Regions from separate parts of the Mus musculus genome. Here all the other regions are linked to region 1. The links are chromatin loops, found by intact Hi-C in ENCODE. Cell type or tissue: gastrocnemius. All regions are shown on one strand.

Region 1 (8,000 bases):
TGTTGCTGGCGGGGCCCTCACCAAGTGGATTTTTGGGTTTCACCTGGAATTCATAGCTGTATAAGGAGAAATAAAAATAATAGTAGTATATTATTGAGGGGTATAAGGAACAACACTCTCTTACTATACTAAGTCCTGTCTCTTTGAAATGACCATCTAAGGTTTTACTTTCTAAATCTTGCCTAATGTTTCAGATGAGAAAATCGAAAAGTTGGCTGTCTTAAGATAACAAATGGGTAGAAGTTAAGCAGGCAAGTTTGCAATGGATACATAGGAAAGATTCGTGCTGACCCGCACTGATTCTAGCACCACCGAGGACCCTCCTTTTGCTTCAGCTGTCATGTTGAGGGCTTTGCTGCTCCCCCTCATCCCCACCATGATCCAGCAAAGCTGCCCTCCTGCCCTTCATCGTGGTGTCTGAATCACAGCAGACGGTGCCAACAGGCGGTTTCTGAGTGCACAGTATTGTCCCACCTCTGCTACTGAAAATCAAGACGAGGTTGCAATGAGTCGGTTACCAGGATGAGTTCAGTGACCACTGTTTTTGAGAGTTAATAACTCGTTGCAAGAATGGATACACATGAGAGTTTCTTTACAAGGTTGGATGTGTCTCCTGGAACTCGGGTCTGGTCAGGTCTGATACAGATCACAGGAAGCCACGGGTCTAGAAAATGGGCCCACTGATAGCCTAAGCATGAGCACAAAGCTGAGACTTGGTTCTCCCCAACTCACTAAGCCAGGCTCATCGTATTTTTTTTTAAAGAGGCAGTCAATTAATTGTGCAGTAATTGACAGATCTTATGCACAAGTTCTATAAGCTGCAAATCCTACTGAGAAACCCACAGCAGCAAAGTCTATCATTTGAACCGGAATTCTTCAGCAGAGGACTTAGCAGCAAAGTGTAAGGAGCATGTATGTGTCAGCTGATGGTGTTTGTGATCTATGCGAGGTTTTTGGAAAATAATTCTTAACTTTGAGAAGTTTGCAACAAAGAAGAATACACGCCACACAAGGTAGGTATTTTATAAGCAAGTGAGAAGCAGGAGGATGACTGTTCTCAGTTTGTTACAGAGGGTGCTAAAAAGAAAAAAAGTGGGGTTGGTGGGGGAAATCCTTGGAGTTCCTTAACTACTTATAGATCACTGTTGGAGTCTAGTACGACAGACTCCAGTGTTCAAAGGATAGGATCCACTTTTTTAAAGTCCCTACTCTATATCATAACCATTATGCATATATAAAGTATAGCGCACAAACCCCATGAAGTTTCATCTCCCCAAAGGTTCATCTCAGAACAGTGAAGCTCATGACTATTACAATACGTCCTTCATTTTTTCAGACTTGAAACATTTATGAAATAGAAATTAAAATGTACCTTTTAATTCTTAAAATTTTACCTCTTAATCTTTGAAAGCATTTTGAAAGCTAAAGAACTGATGTAAGGTTCTGTGCCAATTGCCATAGGAAAGATCTGGTCTGGGAAGAGGACTCCAGGTAAAGTAAGTGCCATGCAAGTGTGAGAACCAGAGTCCAGATCCCTGGAACCTGTATCCAGCAGGGTAGTTGCAAGCCCAAATCCAGTGCTCCCATAGCTTAGTGGGGAGTGAGAACCGCAATCTCCAGAAATCCACGGGCCAGCTTGCATGGCTACTATGTAGCGGGACACAACAAAGGTTAAAGCAAGGCCCAAGACTCAAGGCTGCCCTCTGCTCTCCATCATGCTCCACCGCGTGCACACATGCCACCTGCATTGGCCATTTACCATTTACTTAACTCACATACATGGGGCATTCCAAAGGCTTGTGGCCCCAAACAGTCCCAATAGTAACATAAAACCTCACAAAGCTGGTGAGCTGGTTATGGGAGGTAGAGGAGCAAGAACTCACTGGCATACGCTGTTTGATTCAAGTAGGAATGTATGTCACACCCATTCTAGACCACTGCCAGCCAACCTATGCCTTGGCCAAGGCTGACCACTTGACTCTTCTGTGTCACTTCACTTCATTTTAGCTACTTACACCTGAGCGCCACTTCTAGAATGGCCACAAGTCTCTATAACTAACTTTTTCTGAAGAGTTTTTCCAATTTGATGCAAGTTTGGAAAAATGATTTTAAACTGTTTAGCAACATGAGGGCATTTCTTGGCTGATTAAGCCCAGTATAAACAAAAATTTGTGCTGGCAAAATCTTTCCCTGAAAGCATATTTTGTCACATGAATAACACCATAGGCCTCTAAGAGGAAAGTCTCAAAAGGTGATTGTATATAATTATATATAACAAATATATATATAGGTGTTACCTAACAAAATTATTTAGGGAAAATACATAAACATTTAGAAGATAAAGTTAACAGATACTAGAACTAAAAGTCAAAGTTACAAAATAAGAAAATTGGATTTTTGTAGAGCACCCAGCTGACAGGAAACTATAAACTAGGGGCATCAGACCTAGAAACTGTGAGAAATTTCCCAGAACTTAAAGATGGAAGTTTTCAGATTAAAGAGACCTACTCTGTGTCCAACAAGATGAGAAAAGAAAAAGGATTAATACAAATTTCAGATTTTCAGAGTCCCAAAGTATAATGACAGAAAGTCCCAAAACCGTGAGAATGAAATAATGGTCCCTGTTGGAGGAACCAGAATCAGAATGTATTTTAACTGCCCGGCGGGACCGGAAGTTAAGGGAAAGCATCAAGAGACCATTAGAAGATCTTTATTTTATCATCATTCCACTTCAAATCCATTCAGCTAAACAACAGGATCAACGGAAAACGAACTTAGAGAAAGATACGTGGCTTGTACCATTTCTCAAATATTTTGTTCTTAAGGAAGCCACAGAGTAAGGGCTGGTGGCAAGAATTTGTTGTATCCAAGGGCTCAGAAGACTATCCTAAAGGAAAGGGATAGTGGAGGGCAAGATTTAAAGCCAATAGTTTTGAGGACAACTGTAAAACTTGGCATATAAATTAAAAATTTTATCAATTTCTGTAATAAAAACAAAATGGTTCCAGAGAGTATGGTCTGCAGTTGCTGAGCTAATCTGTCAAAGGCAAAATGTTCACCTCTAGGAGCTACCCTCTGCAGTAAGGTGTGGAGTAAAGCCTGCGGCTCTGGTGGAGTAGACACCTCCTTCACTCCTGTCCCCTGCCACCCTGCCCCCAGGATTTCACTATAACCTTGTTTTGGTGTAAACTTTAGAGCCAAGTTACAGCTTCCACTCTATATTTTAGATACATGACTAATACTGTTTAAAAAAAAAAACAAAAAAACAAGGTTACCAAAATTCTCAAACCTAAAGAAAACTGCTGCTTACAAAATGACTCTTTATACAGAAACAGTCAGTGGCTCGCTGTTGGTTTGGACTGTATGTCTATTAGCTCATATTACTCCTGCTGCGGTCTTCAAGTGCTGGAGATCTGTTTAGGTGAGTTTTCTGTCAGAGGATGAGAATCGGGAAAAGTGGAATGAGAGAATAAGGTTACTCAAAGGGCAATAAAGAGACAGTTTGTGACCTCACATCACAGGCCGCAGCATTTCAGGAAACTTAGCAACATGTGGTGTCATTCATTGTGGAACATTATGAATACAGGTAAAAAGCTAGGGGACAGTGGAGGAGACATAGGGTGTCTTACATGACTGTTGTCACCTAAAATCTACACAACACATCCACGCCTCAGTGTTTAGGAACAGAACCATGGTGCTGAGCAGATGCATGCAAGCTCAAGTGCATGCATGTATGCATGCATGCAAATACAGAAACACAAAAGCCCCAATTTTTAGCGCTAAAACCTGCACAGTGGTGCATACCTGTAACCCCAGCCACATTAAAGATGAAGTAGTATCCCAAATTTGAGGCCAGCCTGGGCAAACTACCAACCCATCTCAAAAGGAAGGGAAAGGAAGAGAAAGTGAAAGGATGGAGGTGGAGGAGGAGGAAAAAAGTGACAGTGAAAACAGACTCAGAAGTCATGGAGGATTGTAACCTTGCTACCCATTATGCCTCAATGCCTCTAACAAGGAAGGGATTATCTGCCCACACCTACAATTAAACTAAATAAAATGCCTGATGCATTGGCACCTCATTTTACTCTCTACCCAAGCCATAGATGGTGTTGCAAAGTAAATGCAGAATTTGCAGAGACCCGAATTTCACATAAACCTTCTGTTCTGGGCATGACTATTCCACACATCTGTTTCTTTGAGCGAGCCAAATTTACAGTTTATAAGAAGTTAATGTCTGCATTGTGGCTAACCATCAGTGCCAATGTTTTATCAGTTCAACATAAACAAGAGTCCCAGTCACACTACTACTTCAGCAGGTTTTAGTCTCAGAGAAAAACTGTTCCTGAATGCGCCCCAGCCCACAGATGCCAATAAAGTACTTGAATCGATGAAGTGACTTTGATTTATCTTAATTACCAGAGTGCATTTTCCATAGGAAATTGTTGGACCACGTAAGTCTGGCTCACACAGTGGACTTGGTTTTTCAGTTGAGTAAGGGGAGAAGTACGATTTTTGCAACAGATGGAGCCTTTTCAGCCAGAGTGGTCATGCGTGTCCATCTTCATTACCAACCAGTTCATCAGGAAGAGCTAATCCCATCAACATATTACCAAATAAGGAGTTACCAGTTCATCTGAAGGCAGACTGAGAGTCAAAGACAAGCTGCTGACTGAGACCATTCACTATGGACGGATCTGGATCTGAGTTTATTCTCACTGGTTCTGCATAGTGTTGGCTATCTCAGAATTATGTGCCAGACCCCAAGGGGGTCTAAGCCACATTGCCGGGCCCTATCAGTACTGGTGCCAGATTGATCATTCAAGATATTATCAGCTTTCCTATTTCTAGAATTAAGTATAATTGTTGGTCTGACAGACACAATGGCTTGCTTTCAGTAGAGGCTCTATCTACACGTACTTTGAATTCACCAAGAGCTATAATGCTGCCTAGAAGAGAAAGGACTGTTACTCTGGCCAACTTCAGGAAAGGAGATTTGATAGGGGAAAGTAAGAAGTGTTAGGGAGTGGGCTACAATACTGATTGTGGTGGTTAAATGAGAATGCCCCCACCCCATATGTTCATATATTTAAATTCACAGTCCCTAGTTGACAGAACTGTTTGGGAAGGATTAGGGACTGTGAACTTGTTTGAGGAGATAGGTCACTGGCTTTGGGCTCTGAGGTTTCGAAAGACTCCTGGTATTCCCAGTTAGTTCTATCTTCTACTTGTGGATAAAGATGTCAGCTCTCATCCAATGCTACAGTACCATGCCTGCTTGCTTGCTGTCATGCCCCTTGCTGTTATGGTCACGGATGCTAGCCCTCTGAAACTGTGAGCCCCCAATAAACTCGTTCTATAGATTGCCTTGGTCTGACACAGCAATGGAGAAGTAACTAAGATGCTGAGACAACTAATATCAACATTCCCACAATTCTCTTTGTTTGTTTTTGTTTTTAGAGGTAGTCAGTGGGACGGGTTCTCTCCAAAGGAAGAGACAGCATGTGTCTTATCTCTAGACTTTTGCCTCATTCACTTCAAGTGATGACTCCCCATCCCTGTGCACATTTGAGGCCATAACACCTTGCAGCAGCAGGCTGTGGCTATGAGGTACCAGCCCAGAGATAGGAACATCTGACACCAGGTATGGCATCTCATCAGCAAGACAGCTGCTGGTTGTCCCACTACTGCAAATAGAACATTGAGCTCCTGCATAGTAGACTGGAACATGGGTAAGTAATTGAGAACAAGAACAGACTCGGATGTGAAAGAATATGTGTGTGGTCCAACAGTACTTAGCTTCTGGAATCTAAATACTTAAGCTTCCCCTTTATACTTTCTCTCTGGTTCACTCTTCTACACTATTCCACCCAAGGGATGGATACACATTAGCTACTAGATAGTCCCAGTTTCCAGATTTCACATTCTAAAAATCAGGGGAAATATTAGAAAAATCACTAAAATGCAGTATGCACATGCGTCCTTATAGTGTAACTCAGTAAATCACCCCAAAGTCACTTTTTGTTATTCTTACAAGAAACCCTGGGGGAAATTCTAAATTACAGTTGAGTTTGCTTCTGTTCGTTGACAAGTACTGCGCTATACTCTTGGCGACACTTCCTTACAACCATCACCATCTGACGCTTTTCTAGTTGTCCTTCAAGCTCCAGCCCAACTTGCACCTCTTCCCTTTTCCAGGCTTTGTGGAGTGTTGTGCCTCGGCCACACCAGCACTTTCACAGGCCACTTCCAGACCTCTGGCCGGGCTGTGTAGAACGCTTACTGATTAGCCTTCCTGCTAGTCTTGAGCTCACAGGCAGACACCACACGGGTTCCCAATTGTAGCTCCAGCAAACAAAACTGGGCTTCAAATGTCCCTGAAAAAAAACTGCTCTCCATTTAGATCATGAGCAATAGGTGCACTGTGAGAAGCCGTGAGGGCAGCTTGACTCGGAAAAGGAACACAGTGTACATTTGCAAAGCAGATGCCTTTCCATGAATATAGTGTTCAATGCCACTCACATTATAAAATGGAAAGAAAGCAGGCAACTAGAGAACGTTTTGCAAGCATAGACCTACCTACTAAAAAGGTCCAATGAAATGTTTTTCTAATCTTCCCTTAAAATCTATTATGGCTAAAAAAAAAAAATGGGTTTCTTTTCTCTCAATCTTGCTAAGGAAACAGAATCAAGATCAACTGGGCTTTAACTGAAAAATATGCGTATGTTGGCTAACTTAAACCTTTCATGATTATGAACAGTGGGAAAATGTTCCATATTACATCTCAAAACAGAGCACTTTAAAAAATCATATTTGTGAAAGAAATATATTATTTTCTACAGTAAAGGCCTAAAGATTATACATAGTTAACTTCAATTAGCTAGCTGTTTATTTTCTTCTAAATGATTGTTAGAGTGTCCCTTTGGCCAGAATCCAAACAGGCTCATTCTCACATCCCTACCCATCCTCTCCACAGGGAGACGAGAATAGAGAGGTTGAAGAATGGAAGCTTGGGGGGCAAAGGCAACCTAGGACCCTTTCTACAACTAATCAGAAATGTCCAAGGGCCTTTTTTTTCAGTAATAAAATGGATTGATATTTTGGAATAAAAAGAAATAATATAACTATACTGAAAAAAATGAATAGTCTCATGTTAATGTATAATAAACCATAAAATATGCAGATGATTGCCAAAATTCTATTCTCCTTCTCAGTGTCAAGTCTCCAAAGCAAAGGGATGCTGTACCTATGTGGAATATTTGGAAAGGATTAGGAGGTGTGGCCTTGTGGGAGAAGCATGGCCTTATGGGGGGAGGTGTGTCACTCAGGGTGGGACTTGATAGCTTGCTGTTAAGATATAAACTCTCAGCTCCTGCACCAGCATTGTGCCTGCCTGCTGTCATACTTCCCACCATGATGGCCATTCCCTCTGAAATGGGAAGCAAGACTCCAATTAAATGCTTTTCCTTTATAAGTTGCTTTGGTCATGTTATTTCATCACAACAATAGAACAATAACTAATACAACCTGGGCCCAGGAGATAAAATATTTGTCTGTGTTTTGTCAAGGAGTTTTCATTCTTTGTTTAACCCCTTTCAGCATCCGAGTCAAAACTTCGAGTTAATTTCTGCCGTGCATACTCCATTTTTACTAGCTCACAGATTTTTCTAAATTTTCATATTTAAAACCAATATTTGCAATTAATGGCCTATTTTTATGCAGACATTTATTCTGTTAATTTATAAGGCTGTCTTATTAGCCCTTTTATCCCTAATGAGAATATTTTGAAAATGTGATATGAGTTATTCAGAATCATATTAAAGAAATCCCGAATTAAAATAAGATCCTTTAAATAAGGCATTGTCCTTTGGCGGTGGCGCAGTTTCTGCAATCTCAGAATTCATCTGCAATAGCACTGGGCCTTACCTTGTATCTGGTTTCAGGTTTTCTACTGTAGAGAACGTTTGATTGGTAATTTGAATGGACTTGTTCTTCCCACTGAA
Region 2 (8,000 bases), 180 kb after region 1:
GTGGCTTTGGTCTCTAGGTCTAAGAGAATGTATTCTTTATCTCTCCATCTTCCACCCTGATGAGCAAAGGATTTTACACTAAAGAACTCCCATGTTTCATAGATAAGAATCTGTAAGGTTTTTATGAAATAACAATATTGAACATTGTAGGACCATGAAAGGTAGCCTGGTTCCTGGTTGAGCTAAGATTGGAAACTCTAGTGACCTGAGGAACAGCAGGTGTTTTGCCTGGTTCCCAGACACTGGGCTCCTGACATGAGGTTGCAGCCCTCCATAGATTTGTGGCCATCAGTCATGTAAGGGTAATGCCCCAAGCCCCTCCACAGGTAGAGGACATGACCATAGGTCATGTAACCTCAAGACAGATCCATTTATTAGTAATGTGATCATAATGTGATCATAGCTTCATGTTTTTTAATCTTCAGTTTTCTCACACTTGAGTGGACCAGCTGAAACTGAATAATCTCTCTGGCTCTGGGCTCTGAACTTCAAGTAAAGTCAAATCCCCTTGAATCCCATCAATTGTAAGGACTCTATCCAATTTCTGTAGTAAGGTACTGTTAAACAAAATATTAATGGTGCTTCACAGATATGTTTGGTTAAACAAAATATTAATGGTGCTTCTTAGCCTTTTTAAAACCAGCACTGTGAACAAAAATCTACATATGAATATGGCATAATTCCAATTTTATAGTGATTTATTTTACCCTCTTTGAGCCTTTTCTGAGTTCCATAATTATGTTTATAATTTACTTGCCATTCAAATTTTACCCAACCAATCTAGGAATAGAAATCTCTCAATAACATTATGTAGGTAACAAAATTTTCATCTACAAATTGGCTTTTAGTTTTACTAAATTCACACCAGTTTTCATAAAAATATGTATCATACAAAAACCTATCTAAGTCAATAGCCACATAGCTTTTTTAAGATTGTCTAAAATAAAGACAAGGTGCTGGGAATCTCAGAATTTAGAAGATGGAGGTAGAAGGTTTCTAAGTTCAAGACTAACCCCAGTAGGTTAAACATAGAATTCAAGTCTAGCCTCTATACTACATAGTGAAACTCTGCCAGAAACAAACAACGAAGTTCACTAAAATTAATGAGATTCGGAAGGATCTGACTTCAGGAATAGACCTGCCATAACAAGCAAGATTAAAAAGTTCTGGAAGATAATATGCCCAAATGTGACCCATTTAAATGGAAGTTGCTTCCAGCCTTCTATTAGTATAATCTATAGCTTAGGGCCCTAGAATCATAATAAGAACAACAAATCCTATATATCCACTTCACAGATCTTGTACCAAAACACCTTCAGATTACCCTGGAAAACAAGTGTCCCCTGAAAACATGGGTCCTGTGGGATCTGATGACTTTCTTCAAAGGTCTCGTACCAGTCCTGTCAGTAGTGCCTCATTGACTTGGTTCCAGTGCATGAGACAAAGGTCAGGAAGGTGCAGACATGACATAAGTGATGCAAATCACCAAGGGAAAATGTCACAGACCTGAATCAAAGCCAAGATGTCCACACATGCAGCCTGCAATGAGTCAATGCCCAGAGTGATCTGATACAGCACGCTGAATGTTAGAGATACGGCTGAAAGAGTACAGTATAAGATCTTCATTTGAAATCAGAGGAAACTGAAGCCAAATAAGGTTAGGTGACTTATGTAGGGCTCTAGAACTGAGTAGTGACATTGCCCAAAATTGAAGCACCAGGATCCTGCCCATGCATCTAACCCCATACCAGCCACCCACTACTCCATGCAGAGAAAGCCAATACCAAGTGCTGAACGGAATGGGCTCATACAATACACATGTCCTGCAGCAAGCCCTTGACTCTGGATTCTATTGGAAACTTGAAAATATCCCCATTAATCACAGATATTAAGATCTGTACTCAGAACAACATCTTGCTCCAAATGTGTACATTTGAAAGACCAAGACAGAAAACCCCCAGGACCTCCAAATCTCAAAGCAGAGAGCCCAGAACAGATGGAAAAGCAGACCTCTGTCACCAACAGAAAATAAAACTGTGGGTTTTTTTTTTTTTTTTTTTTTCTGAAAAGGAGTGGACTTGGCTGGAATCCAGTCAGGGTGGAGTGGGAAGAGTCCACATCTAAGGGTGTTAGCTCATTCTTGTACATCATCTGCCAAGATTCAGAGGAGAGGAAATCCCCGGGAAGCTCAGCGAAGGAAGGCTGGGGGAGGGGTGTTGTTTAAAGATTTAATTGAAGATGCCTGTGTGTACTTCTTCCCTCTCCAATATCCACTCATGTAACATTAACCATAATAATAATAATAATAATAATAATGATAATGATAATGATAACAAATCTGTCCTGCAATCTTTCTCAAAGGAAATCATTATTAAGCGACCCTTGTTTGCACACTTTATATTACATAAAGATTTATAGCGTTTCTTCCAAACAAATTCTCCTGTGGGGTTATTTTCAGATGTACAGGTCAAACTAGTCCTGGCCACGCCTCTAAAATCTGGCTGCAACTCAGATTCCATTCTACATGATTAGACAGTGAACTGAATGCATGAACAGCTACATATGTACACCCCAGAGAGAGGGAAAGGACGTTACCCACACGCACTCTCCCATGGGGCCTGAACTACCTAAGGCACAAGTACTTAGGGGATGCATCACTGACTTTCTGTTTGAGGCAGGGATTAATCCTCTAACTCTGTCATAGCGCTTACTGGTTAAAAAAAAAATCAGTAAAAAATTAAAATGTCTTGGGCTTTGCTCTCATGAAAATTGCAGCCCAAACTGGATACCTGGGGGCAAGCAATTGTCCCTTCCAAAACACACACACTAAAAAAAAAAAAAAAAAAAAAAAAAAAAAGGATGAAGTTCATAAAATAGACAGGCAGGTATCCAGTCACAGCACATGATATTTATGTACGGACCCACAATGGGACTTAAGATGAAAACCTTTTCAGTTATTTAGAACCCATGAACTTCAAGCCAGATGACTTCTCTTACACTTGCATCTTCTCACCGACTTTTCTAGGAAGTCCAAAGACTCTTCTCCTATCTAGGAGCCATGATCTTTGACTTGTTACCTCAACACAAGCAGGGGAGACAGGGGTTCTTCTTCTGTACTGCAAATTTCCCCTGGATAGCCAGTGTTTGTTCTCCCACTCCTAGAGTGTGGAAACCCCAAGGAGAAAGGCGAGAACAGGAAGGCTGTGAGCCCCACCTGTCGGTAAATACCTGTTACTTCATCCCAGTATCTCTGGGAGGTGACATGCACAAGGTTTCTTGTCAAATATTCCATGCCAAGAGTTTTCTATTTAAATCCTAGTTTAAGATGTGTTATTTCAAGATGTGTGCTGTGTCAGTCCAGCAAAGGGTCCTTAAATCTGTTTTCTTGGTAAAATCATAATGGTTTTAGGCAACATGGGGAACTGGTGATATCATTTTCTAGATTCAACACACAACCATCTCCCTCCCACATTTTAAACAAACATTTGTATCTTTCGGGACATTCTACAGTGAACATATTGCTGGCCACCTTTTCCAGCACCCAGATGATGTGTAAATAGAGTGGTCACTTAACTTGATGTGACTTAAGAGGTGTTAAGATGGCTCTTGGATTTTAAAAAACCTACCTTCTTGGGTATGTGTGTTGTTTGAAGTCACCTCCTTAGAGAAAACAAATCTGGCTCACTGGGATTAATTTTTTATCTACACAAAGAGTCTTTAGAGGGAACACATATGTTCTAGGAGAACGAGGCTTAAGCTATTAACAAGTATTAGCCCGTTACTATGGTTGAGAATATATTGGGGTATCACACTAGATCTCAATATTTGCACAGTTCCTTTACGTTACTAGGATAGAAGGAGAGCAGGCAGTGGTAACAAAGTACTGACTTGGGGCATTTGGATTGAGTGTGGGAAGGGACCGTCTGGAGCTGACAGTACTGCTGCCACAAGGTAATGCCAAATGGGGCAATAGAAGTCTTCAGGTGCTAGGCATCTCAGCTCTACAAAGGATGGACCCTGAAGTATGGATGCTCCTGAGGAGCAAAACACGCTTCCACTTACATGCCTATCACCCACTCTGGATCTTCTCTCTCTAATACCTCCGAACAGATGTATTTCACACAGTAGAAATGACAGAAACTGCCAAGCATAGTTTGGTCTTTGGTGTTTAATAAGTGTTCATGGATTATTGAGTGTGTCTTGTTTGTTTATCAAGGTATTCGTTTCTCTTTGTTCTAACAAAACCACGCAGTATTTTAAAAAATGCATTAGAAACAAGGTTATCAGAAATAGAACTGAGAATGGAAATTTAAACAGAAAGGAGATGGGAGAGTTCTTGCCAGTCAAATCAGCATGCTCTTTCTCAGCAGAAAAATCACAGAAATGTGGGCTGAGAAGGGTGAGCCTCCCAAAGGGGTAAAAAAAAAGGAGGGCAACTAAGAATGGAATGCCATCCTCCATCCACAGCTCAAGGCCCACAAAAGCATTTCATCACCTGGTAACTTCACCTCATAGCTCAATGAGCTGATGTACCTAGATTCCCCAAGTCTAAGGTCATTGTCATTAAAACATCCACACTATAGTTAAAAAATAAAAGTTACACTATGAAAATTGAAGTGAGATAAGTATGTGAAAGTTCTTTATAAACTGAGAAGCAGAGACAAATATTTATATATATATATATATATATATATATAAAAACCTCTTATCTGGGCTGAAATGAAGTCTACAAATACACCAGTGACTGCAAATATTTATTAAGTACCTTTCAGATATAAAAAGTACTCCCTAGGCCAAAAAGAGAAATGACCACTCAGTTAAAAGTGGCTCTGTAGTAATCTACATATGAGCACAAAGCAATCATGTTCAAACAAGTCCTTAATCTCATAAAAGAATCAGATAACAGGAGTTATTCTTTTCCCAAACCTAGGCTCTTTATCTTGATGTTATTATCACTGTGTTAACACACATTTTAAAAGCAAGTGAGCACTTCTACTGGGCCTTTCCTTTCCCCTTGTCTGCTTAGGGGAGTAGAGGTCCAATCTCTAAGTGCTGATATTTCTTTCTTTCTTCGTGAGTGGTCAGATGCCTCAGCCCTTAAATAGAAAAAGATGTTCATGCCATATAAAACCAGAATCATCTTGTAAATGGGGCATTGCCAACAGGCATGATCTGCCCAGCAGAACAGATGTGGCAGATAGAGAGGATCCTCACTACCAACAGATTGTGTGTTTGCAAAGGTTTCTACCTGCTAAAATGCACATGTAACCCTTAAACCAGTATTGAATGTATGCTCACAGTTGTTTGTGGACAGGGAGGGGTGACTCAGTGAAAGATTGGATGCTTTCAATGCCCACCTTCCTAGCTAATGTTGAACAAAACGAGACCCTGTCCCTTTCAACCCTTAGACTGCAACCAAGATCTTTATCATGTGATTAGGGTCTCTATTAGTATGCCTTTGTGGTGATTTCAAAGGATCTATGAATGTACTACTGTTGGGCTATATGCTATCTCTACTGATAAGGTTAAGATGTGCCTTATGGAGGCAAAGAAAACGTGAAATTAGAGGAATGTTTGGACATGAACAACAATATATCAGCCAATATTTAACATTAATGAACCAACAATGTATACTAAGTAAGGTGTCTTTGAAGAGAAATACGCATAAGAAAAGATGATACACTGGTCTGCTGATGAAAATACCGCCAGAGGTTAAGAGGAAGTCAACTGCTTCACCCAGAAAGAATGGTTGAATATTCAACAACGTGGATTAACTGAAAATTTGTAGATGTTTACTACTCTCTGAAATAAGGATCAACAGAATTAGATTCCATGATCCACAAGACCAAGAAACACATATTTAATTGCCCTGGGGTCACGCAGCCAGCTAGAAGCAGGAGAAGCGTCACCGCAGATGCATTCCTTCCCGAGTCCAGCAATCACCTCTCCTCCTTTTCCAAGTGCAGTGTGGCCTTGCTTTTCTGCATGGTATAGGTACAGGGATTTAACTAAGATTCTTGTTACTAATAAAGTATTGTCTTCGAAGGGCTTAAATCAGGCCTAAATTGAAACAACAAAGTCAAAAAAAGAAAAGATACATAACAGCTGAATTCAAGAAAAGATACATAACAGTTGAATTCCCTTTATAGAACTTTGTTCCTGAAGGCTGGTGAGTACAAGCTCCATGCAGAGGAGGTAAGGCTAAGCTTTACTGAACGTTGCCTCTGTGCCAGGTAAATCGAGCCAGTCTCCAGACTTCATCTCACCTGCTAAGAAATCAGTGTGGGTTTTAGCAATTTAATTTGACTTTTACCCTTTAAACCGGGTGTCTTTATATGTAAAGAAAGATGCTTAATAAATAGGAAGCAACTCTATAAGGAATAGTGGTACAGACTAAAAACTTAGCTGGCTTTTTCCTATTAAAATAATTATTAGTATAAATAAATAAATAAATCCAAAATGTTGATGCTATAAATTTCTGGAAAATGTGTAGAACAATCTAAAATCTTCATACCTTTCTATTAAGAAACTGTTATAGCCACTTGGGAAAAGTTGACATTTTCCTTAAGGTTGAACATTTACTTAATATATGACAAAACGCTCTCTACCATATTTACTGAAAAAAAAAGTGAAACTAGTTTTTGGCACACATGCCCATGAGCAAAACTTAGAGACCATTTATTCATTTTTGCTTAAAGCAGGAAAAAGGCCCAAATAATCCATTTATCATTGGGGAGGTAAGCACAAAATGAACTAGAAGAAAGTATTAATGCCTATGACTACATGATAATATTTAAAACTCTGTTAAGAAGGAAAAAATAGATGAAAGGGCTATTTACTACACACTTCTGTAGAGCAGAAACTAGAGCAGCATTTCCTAGGGGTTGTGGTGGAGGAAGATTACTGACCACAGTGCACAATGGAACGCTCTGAGGGCATGCAAGTGTTTGACGTCTTGATTAACTGTGACAAGCTACAAATGTGTTCAGATTGGATCGAGCAGACAATTAGGAAACAAGACCCCTTTAACCATTTGTTTAAATTTTGGAAGATAAAAAGTCATGCTTTGCTTGTTTTTCACAATAATGAATAGCATGAGTACTTACGGATTCGCTGAGAGTAATGCTAAAATGAGGTGTGTTTAGCTGCAGGGTGCAACATGGGATGGTAGCCCTAGTTCAGACAGCCAAATCTGACCAACGTGCTGTTTGAGACCCTGGTTTGCTAGGAGACCCCACGTAAGACAAAGACATTCACTTGTTCTGTAAGATGTTATTAATTTTTACTCTACTAATCTGAAGATTATGTAATACTTTTATACTCCAAGCATTAATAGCACTATGCAGAATTTCTTTTAAGGCATTGTTATGCTTACCTTGTCTTAGAAAAAGACAGGAAAAGATAAAGATATTGAGAAATTGAAAGTATTTACATTTAACTGTAAATGAAAACCTTTCATCTTTTGGAGGCCGTTCCTATTTTGTTATATTGAAATTCAACTTTAGATAACAAAAATCAGAGCTTAAATGCCACGGCTTAAAAGACATTATGGAGGAAGGGTTGAGGACAGGAGAATCTAACAACCATCAAAAAGATAAGATATAGCTGTCTCCTGAGAGGCCCTGCCAGAGCCTTACAAATACAGAGTTGGATGCTTGAAGCCAACCATTAGACTGAGCACAGGGTCCCCAATGGAGGAGTTAGAGAAAGGACTGAAGGAGCTGAAGGGGTTTGTAACCCCATAGGAAGAACAACAATATCAACCAACCAGAACCCACCCCCCACCCCCAGGGACTAAGCCACCCACCAAGGAGTACACATGGCTCCAGATGTATATGTAGCAGAGGATGGCCTTGCCAGGCATCAATGGGAGGAGAGGTCCTTGGTTCTTTGAAGGCTCGATAGATGCCCCAGTGTAGGGGAATTGAGGGTGGGGAGGCAGGAGTGGGTGGGTGGGTGGAGGAACACCCTCATAGAAGCATGGGGATGGGGGGTAGGAT
Region 3 (8,000 bases), 490 kb after region 1:
GTCATTAAGTTCAGAAATTAATGTAAAATATTTTAACAACAAAAAGATAAGAAAAACAAGGATTCATTCACTGTGAAATTAATTATAAAAATAAGAAATACATAGGTTCCTATATATGCTTGTACTATGTGGCTTTTTTTCTTCTTTTTATCTTAGTCAATTGAAAATTTACAATGCACAAAATAAAAATTCATGTATAATTATGTAAAATTTCACTTGCCAGTTAAGATATAATTACAAAATACTTTATATTTTATTTTTAAAAAGAGAGCAGAATAAAAGTGTTAGTGATTCTGTACAGCTAAGAAGGAAGGAGAACGCAAGGATGAGGGCAAACAGGCTGGAACAAGATAGGATGGCTCTATGACAAGTTGAGACATTTCATTTCATTTTTAAAGAAGTTTAAAACTTTTATAGGCACTACCTGACTAAAAAACTCTTTAAAGCAAAATAACAACAACAAAAATTTGCTTTTTAAAATTGGGTCTTCTGGGGCTAGAGAGATGGCTCAGAGATTAAGAACACTGGCTGTTCTTCCGGAGGTCCTGAGTTCATTTCTCAGCAACCACATGGTGGCTCACACCCATCTGTAACGGAATCTGACGCCCTCTTCTGGTGTGTCTGAAGACAGCTACAGTGTACTCACATACATAAAATAAGTAAGTAATTTTTTTTTTTTAAATTGTGTCTTCTCTACAAATAATCTCTGGCCACTAGCAAGCTTTTCACTGTCTGTTGTTTTTCACTATCCTGTTTTAACAAGCCTGGACCCTTTAGGCTGAGCTTAAAGAAACACTTCCAGAGAAACTCTGCAGTTGTGTACAGTACCACCACCAGGGAAGTGGGACCAGGCTGTAATAATAAGCTAAACAGGAGGTCCATGCTCCAGTGAATGCCCTCTCTCCACCCCTGCATCCATATTTACATGGGAAGCACTAATTAGATCATGGGTGAAGTGGAAACTTCTCATTTCTCTGGAAAGTCAGTTATGTCAAATTATGGTTGGCTGGGGCACACAAGTGGAAGGATGTTTTGCTAAAGCAGACACTTGAAAGAATGTTTTCCTGAAGCAGACACAGGTAAAAGGATGTTTTGCTATAGCAACCACATGAAAAGATGATGTTCAGGAGGAATATAAATGACCTCATAGACAATGGGAGCTCAAGCATTAGTCTGCTTTGCTCTTCCTTGCTATTCTTTGCTACAACAGCCATGTATTGGTTCACCTTGCACTGCATTGCTGAGCTCCGCTTGTGGTGACTCCATAGAGAGAACTTCTCCACCAAAGAACTTCTCAGGAGGTTACTGCGGATTCTTGCCACTTCCAAGGCCTCGGGCCAGTTGGCAAGCTTTGCAGTTTCTTCTGGATTGACCTGCTCTTGCTGGTTTGTGTGTGGTGTCTGCCGAGAGGACTGGACTGCAACTGCTGATTTGTATTTGGTGTTTGCTACCGGACAGAACTGCTGATATCCTGACAACAAAAATTGAATTTGCTCCCAAAGAACTATTTCTAAACAGGTCTACTTAATAAATACAAGTATTATAAAAAGTAATTATTTGCAAGTTGGGTGGTGGTGGTGGTACACATAATTCTAGTATTTGGAAGGCAAAGGCAGGCTGATCTCTGTGAGTTTGAGGCCAGTCTAGTCTACAGATTGAGTTTTGGGACAGTCAAGGCTACACAGAGAAACCCTGTCTCAGGGGTAGAATTTGCTTTCAAAAAAGAAAAAACTTAATTTTTTTGTGTGCCTAGCAAAATGCTGTCACTGGGATAAAATCAGTAAGCAGTTTTCTTCCATAGTTTCTGCTTCAAGCTCCTACCCTGACCCCCTTCCATGAAGGATTGTGGCCTGGACCGATAAGATGAAATAACCTCTTTCATCCAAACTGGTTTGGTCATAATGTTTATCGCAGCAGCAGAAAGCAGACCAGGACTCTGTGCCTACACAGCAAATGCTCTTTTGATGACCATGGAGTTCGTTTTCTTGTGTTGTACTGCGAGCTAAGAGAAGACTGGAGACGGGTATCACTTCCATGAAGCACCTGGAAGCACGAGAGCTTTATGTTTTGGACCTTAGAGTATTTTGCAAATCCATGAGTATATTTTGGGGAAGGGCCTGAATGATGATATTCACTTATGTTTCCCATATACAGTTCATACATAGTCTGAGGTAATTTACATAATACTTTCAGTGTTTTGACTGTCAGTCATCACGTGAGGTCAGGTATGGAATTTTCTACCTGTGGTAAAATGCTGGTGCTCAGAACATTTCATACTTAGCAGCGTTTTGGATTATGGATTTGGAGAACTCTTGTCTTATCTAGTTAAGCTGCTCAACTTGAAGTAACAATATTTCCCTTTTAACGAAAAGATAAGCAAATTAACTGCATATGTGTTAAAATGTGAAGAAAAATGAATTTGAACAACCAATTACGTGGTATATGTAAGACACAATTAAAAATACATTGCTAGCAGTCCTTCATATTTAAGAAAAAAATTACAATTTAATGAATTGAAAACATGTTTAATACAAAATGTTGATATCCTCAAATCATTTCTACATGAATTTAGGAAAACAAATTTTAAACAGTCTCCAAAACATGATGAATGATCATGGTATCTTTGAAAAACACACAAACAAAACAGTTCAGAAATTACAAGATGTCTCACATACCTGCTTTGCAAAATTAGATATACAACACAATTAACAGCCACTTTAAAAAAATTCTCCCCAACACACATAAATTGGGAATGAATTATGCAATTAATAACAATTTTCATGTGAGATCTCCAAAAGCCACGTACCTCAAACAACGCAGAGAGTCAAGATCTGCAGAAGCCGAGGACGCGGAGGCTGACTGACAACCAAGTCACTTGACTGGAAATGAAACTTTCAGACTTCTTGGTTTTATCTTAAATTACATTTGCTTCAAGTGCTTTACATACAGTTATAACTGTAAATCCAAGAGATGATTAAAATAATATTCTAAAACCCATTATTTGAGAAAACAGTATGATTATGTCTCCTTCAGAACATTTCTAAGAGCATAAGGCTCTAAACTGTTTGTTAGGTGACGCTATCATCGACACACAAGTTCAGTACAATTGTTACCTGAACATTTAATCAAATGTTAAGTGCTGAGTATGTGAGATCCACAGAGGATCATATAGCTTTAAAAACAATAACTTAAAAATATAAAAGCAATGAAAAATCTGGCTTTGCACATGAGCAGTGGGTAAACCAAACGATAAAAATCACATATTTGGTTCTAAATAATAAATACAAGTTTAAAGGTATTCTTTGCTAAAATGATGAGGGTATCAATTTTACCTTTTATAGAAACTGTATACACACATTTTGGGGTAACGTAGGAATGAATATTTATATAGCTATGCATCAAATAAACAAAGCTTAGCTACACAGTATTTTAAAACTTATTTGGTATTAAAATTTGTTTCACATTTTATATGAACAGATGAGCTCATTTCTCAGATCCCTATATATATGACATTGAAACAAGTGGAGAAGGAAATTAGAGCAAAGTAGTTGCATTTAGTAATGGAGAATAAGCTGCACTTTGAAAGGGTAATTTTTTAATATTTCTTTTTTTTTTCCCACACTATACAGAAGAGATGCCGTGAATGGCATTTTCTGAAGCCTTGATACTAAGTTATTTTTAAAAAAAAATACACAGTATTCATACTGCATGCTTGAGCTGCAAAGATTAGAATTACAATATGATGTGACTTGTCAACACACCTGACAAGCCCTGGGCTGGCACCAGGGAGGGCCGACCTCCCATCAACACCCAGTCATGTGGAAGTACAGATCACATAGGCTTATTATTTAGGAAAACATTCCCACATTACATATGCTATTGCATAATCCAAGCATATTTAGTCATAAAAATATCATATTTTTGAGATTTTAATTTCTATCTTATAAGTACTTTGTTCATCACCTTCGGCTGGGAGAGCCCAAGGACTCAAACAAGATCGCATGTACATTTCAACAATCTGTGATGTACTGGGAGTTGCTTTCTTCTTTGTAAGCTGACACAGATGCTGGTAAGCGGCTTTCTAGGAAACTTAGGGAGCGGGTGCGTGTGTGCACAGATTAACTAGCAGCTGCCGCCCTTCTGTTGCTGTAAGTGAAGTTTCAAAATGAGCTCTCGAATATCTTCCCGTTTGGTCTTTATTACATGGCGAGGAAACCATTTCTCCAAGTGAATTGGAAGTTCAAAGTTAACAATGGGATCCTAGTAAGAGATAAGGAAAGAATGCAATCAATGTGACATCATGATTGCAAATTTTTAAAATATCCCTTTTATAGGAAACAACAAAAATGCTATCTTTCAAAAAGTAACAGTTTACTGCATACCACAGCAAACCACACCCCGCCACTCACCCCAAGAACACAGTAAGCCTTCAGTTTCGACTAGGTGGCCATGGCTGCCATCTATTTTAGAACAATTTCATTCGATTGCTAACTTTCAAACATTAAAATTAAATAGTCTACTTTGTTACAATGCATGTTTGAGTGATGGTAATTGGTAAAAAATGATTCAGAAAAACCCAGAATTCAGACTAGGTGGAACACATGTTACTATTGCTACACTGTTATGGAGAAAGGCCGGGTAATAAAGAATTCCAGAGTTGGAAGCATGAAAAGTCCCACTAAAGGCTGTCCTTTAGGGGAGAACACAGCTTCCAGAACAACTACGTTTCCATAAGGTTAATTTAGTGGCAAAGTTGAGCTACAACTACAATGTCATTTCTCCTGTTTAACTTGTGTTTAACTGCTCTGGTTGCCATAGAAGGCTACCTTAGACTGTGCTGTGTAAAAGGCTAGCACAATGCCTTGCATCTCAAAGCAGGATAGAAGAACAAACGGGCTGCCGTGGAACATCAGGGTGGACTTACTGACTGACGGTGACCCTAGGGGCCAGTGCCTGAGTGATGGACTGATATTTTTGTTAGAATTTGTATTGCTTTCATTATGGAAATCCAGTAGTTCTTCAAGCCTATAGTGCACAAATGTACAAGATACGGGTTTAGAACTTTTAGCCACCTTCTCCTAGGAATTTTATATTGTGATCCTGTACTTAAAATGTATTCTATTGACTGAGACGACCTTAAATGGAATTAAATAACAAAGTCAGAATATGTCACTAACAAGGCCCACTGCATACTATAAACTTCAAATCAAAATCAACTAGAAAACAATACTAGAGGGTCAAAACTGTCACAATTAATGAAGTTCCAGTGTGGAAGAAAAAGGAGTCTAAGCACAATGTAACAATTACACGATGGTTTCTCTAACCATCTTTTACTATGCAGTGTCATCCCACACCCACACCATTACCCCAACATTAAAAGTCCCAAGTGCAGACAAGAATTCTGTAAATAGACTTCTGGTCAAAGGCCTGTCTTCATAAGAGACGGTGCTAGTGACAGCACTAAGCCTTGGCTCCCTGCCATTTAAAGATCTGTCTTTAATGTTGCTACACGCCAATACAGTGTCTATGGATTAGAAAATAACGGCCATGCTTCTAGTTGTGCTTCTAGTTGTGTTTCCTCAGCTATGGTGCTCTGAGAGACTTAAGTAAATGGGTCTTTTGCATAAGGAATTTTTTTTCTTTTTGTATTTTATCTGCACCACTTCACTAAGCCTCTAGGACTCCAATTATGTAAAAATGAGACCTTAGTCCTATCAAACTTGTTGCTACTATTTCCTTCAAATTATTTAATTCTATATTCTGCTGTATGTAATATGCTACCAGGTGTGTCTAACCTGCAGCCCTGAGGCCACATGAATCCCAGGATACCTATGAATATGACTGTATCTATGTCAAATGGCTGGACATCCCCACAATCCACCTAGTGATGGTTTTATCCTTTTGAGTGAGAGCTTTTCTATGTTTTCTCATCATCTTGCTTCAGCTGCCTAATCACACAGGCATACATGCATGCATTACTACATTAAAAACTCCAAGTAAGTTCTTCATAGATTGTGTATGTTTTCACCTTTAAAATGTTCCTTTGATATCTTCTGTATTTCATGTCTTCACCCATTTTGTTCATCTATGGCTTTCTTGGATTTAACAGAATAATCAAATCATTTTAACCTTTCCAGATTCCCCTATCTAGGTCACTGTGGTCTCCATGTCTTCTCTCCATCTCGCCATGTCCGTGCCTACTTACATTTCCCTGCCTGTCTGTCTGGCAGAGATCTGCAACTGCACATCAGTAACTGTGAATGAAAACTCTGTGTCAGCACACACCTGGAAAAAGCTCTCCACATACTGCAACAAATAGACTCCACAGTCACTGCTGTTATCCTGCTTAGGGACTTTGGGGCACAGGTCGACCATATTGGTTTTACTGAATTCACGGTGCGTTTTTCGTTTCACCTCCCACTCTACCTCCAAATACCTGAAATAATCAATGAGGAAAATGGCTTGAGCAGAAACCTTCATCAGTCAGCAACACTTTCTACAAAGGAAGAAAAATCTCCTTTACAGTATCTACTGCTTTAAATTCAATTTCCAAAGACAGATTTTTCACAATACAACCATAATTTATGAGCCTTCATAAATGCCACTGTGAAGAAAGTGATTTTCAAATAAAAGGTAGAGTTCTCAACAACATCATGTTCACAGTTCAGGAAACAACGTTATTTATATTATGAAGTAAGCCAACACATGGCTTTTAATTTTAATTGTGTTTCTTTCTAGCACGGATATTAAATTACAGAATTCTTCTCTAGTGCCAAACTGGTAAAGCACTTTCTAGCAAAGGTTCTGGCTGTGATTCCTCACGACCTAGATTAGACCCCCAGAACCCACATAGTGGAAAGAGACAACCAACTGTCACAAGTTGTCATCTAACCTCCACACCTAGGTCCAGACCCAAACATCTCTCTCTCTCTCCTCTCTCCTCTCTCTCTCTCTCTCTCTCTCTCTCACACACACACACACACACACACACACACACACACACACACACTAATAGAAATTTACAAGTTTCTACTTTCTTTTCAGGTTTTATTTTGGATACTCACCAATATCTGCAATACTGTTGTATAAAATTATGGTTTTATTCAATTATAAATACAAATTTTGAATTTACCTTTGACAAATCTAAATCCTTCACTATTAACACATAATAAAGGATGTTGTTAGCAATCAGATATCCAGGTTCATGTTATATGTTAAAAATATAATTATTATGCTAGGTAGTGATGGCATACACCTTTAATCCTAATACTCAGGAGGCAGAAACAAGCAGATCTCTGACCTCAAGGCTAGCCTGTTCTACAGAGAAAGTTCCAGGACAGTCTGGACAGGCTACAAAGAAAAACCCTGTCTTGAAAAATGATATGCATATGTAAAAAGGAGATTGACAGTATCATGAGTATACATATATATGTAACCAGAATCTATTATAGTCCAATGCCCTTCAAGGCTGACCTTGAATTCATAGTCCTGTCAGGCTGCAACACTGCCTCTGAGTGTTGGACTGTAGGACAATTTTGCTACCCACCCCCCATCTGCAGGACTTATTAATACTGAAGGTATTTAGTTTTGAGTAATACAGAAGGTAGTTTCAAAAATGCTGAGGTTTTACATAACAGACTGAATGTAAAAGGTGTCATTACTTACTCTCGTAAGTTCTGAACTGTGTTTTGTATAGAAGCAGCTTTCAGGGAGTCTAGTATGAGAATACATGGCCTTTAAAACACAAAGGAAGAAATCAAGATATAGAGATTCATAAAGACGAATACCAAAGTACAAACAAACAAAGAAAACATCCAGGACTGGTGAGATAGTTTAACAGGTAATTGCCTCTAAGTCTCATGGCCTGACTTCAATATTGGGTAGAAGGAAAGAACCGATTCCCAAAAGCTGTCCTAAAACCTTCATATATGTGGATGTGCCATGGAATCTGAAACCCCTCAACAAACACACATTTCTTAAAATGGATGGATGGATGGATG

The links. Peaks named below come from ENCODE experiments on the same cell type or tissue, not always from the same donor. Only the 100,000 strongest peaks of a DNase experiment are listed, where the experiment ranks them.
Region 2: it touches region 1 in a loop (2.8-fold over the local background); 6 of 42 quality-filtered maps call a loop at or near these places.
Region 3: it touches region 1 in a loop (2.5-fold over the local background); 9 of 42 quality-filtered maps call a loop at or near these places.

The regions. Positions count from the first base shown.
Region 1 is chr16:56,677,757-56,685,756 of GRCm38, reverse strand. It overlaps Abi3bp (ABI gene family, member 3 (NESH) binding protein), which reads right to left. Exons shown (of 40, transcript NM_001014423.2): 35 at 7,924-8,000; 36 at 1-56. Among named protein-coding and RNA genes, the nearest start is that of Tfg, 36 kb to the left of the region's middle. In gastrocnemius, no CTCF peak of the experiment used is centred here; a DNase peak (open chromatin) is centred at 4,562.
Region 2 is chr16:56,495,852-56,503,851 of GRCm38, reverse strand. The region is part of intron 1 of Abi3bp (ABI gene family, member 3 (NESH) binding protein); the gene reads right to left. Among named protein-coding and RNA genes, the nearest start is that of Abi3bp, 22 kb to the right of the region's middle. In gastrocnemius, a CTCF peak has its summit at 3,216; a DNase peak (open chromatin) is centred at 2,141; H3K27ac peaks cover 679 bases.
Region 3 is chr16:56,184,495-56,192,494 of GRCm38, reverse strand. Senp7 (SUMO1/sentrin specific peptidase 7) reads right to left here. Exons shown (of 24, transcript NM_025483.4): 22 at 7,666-7,734; 23 at 6,286-6,436; 24 at 2,464-4,260. The coding sequence ends at 4,123. Among named protein-coding and RNA genes, the nearest start is that of Impg2, 16 kb to the left of the region's middle. In gastrocnemius, no CTCF peak of the experiment used is centred here; DNase peaks (open chromatin) are centred at 3,795 and 4,097.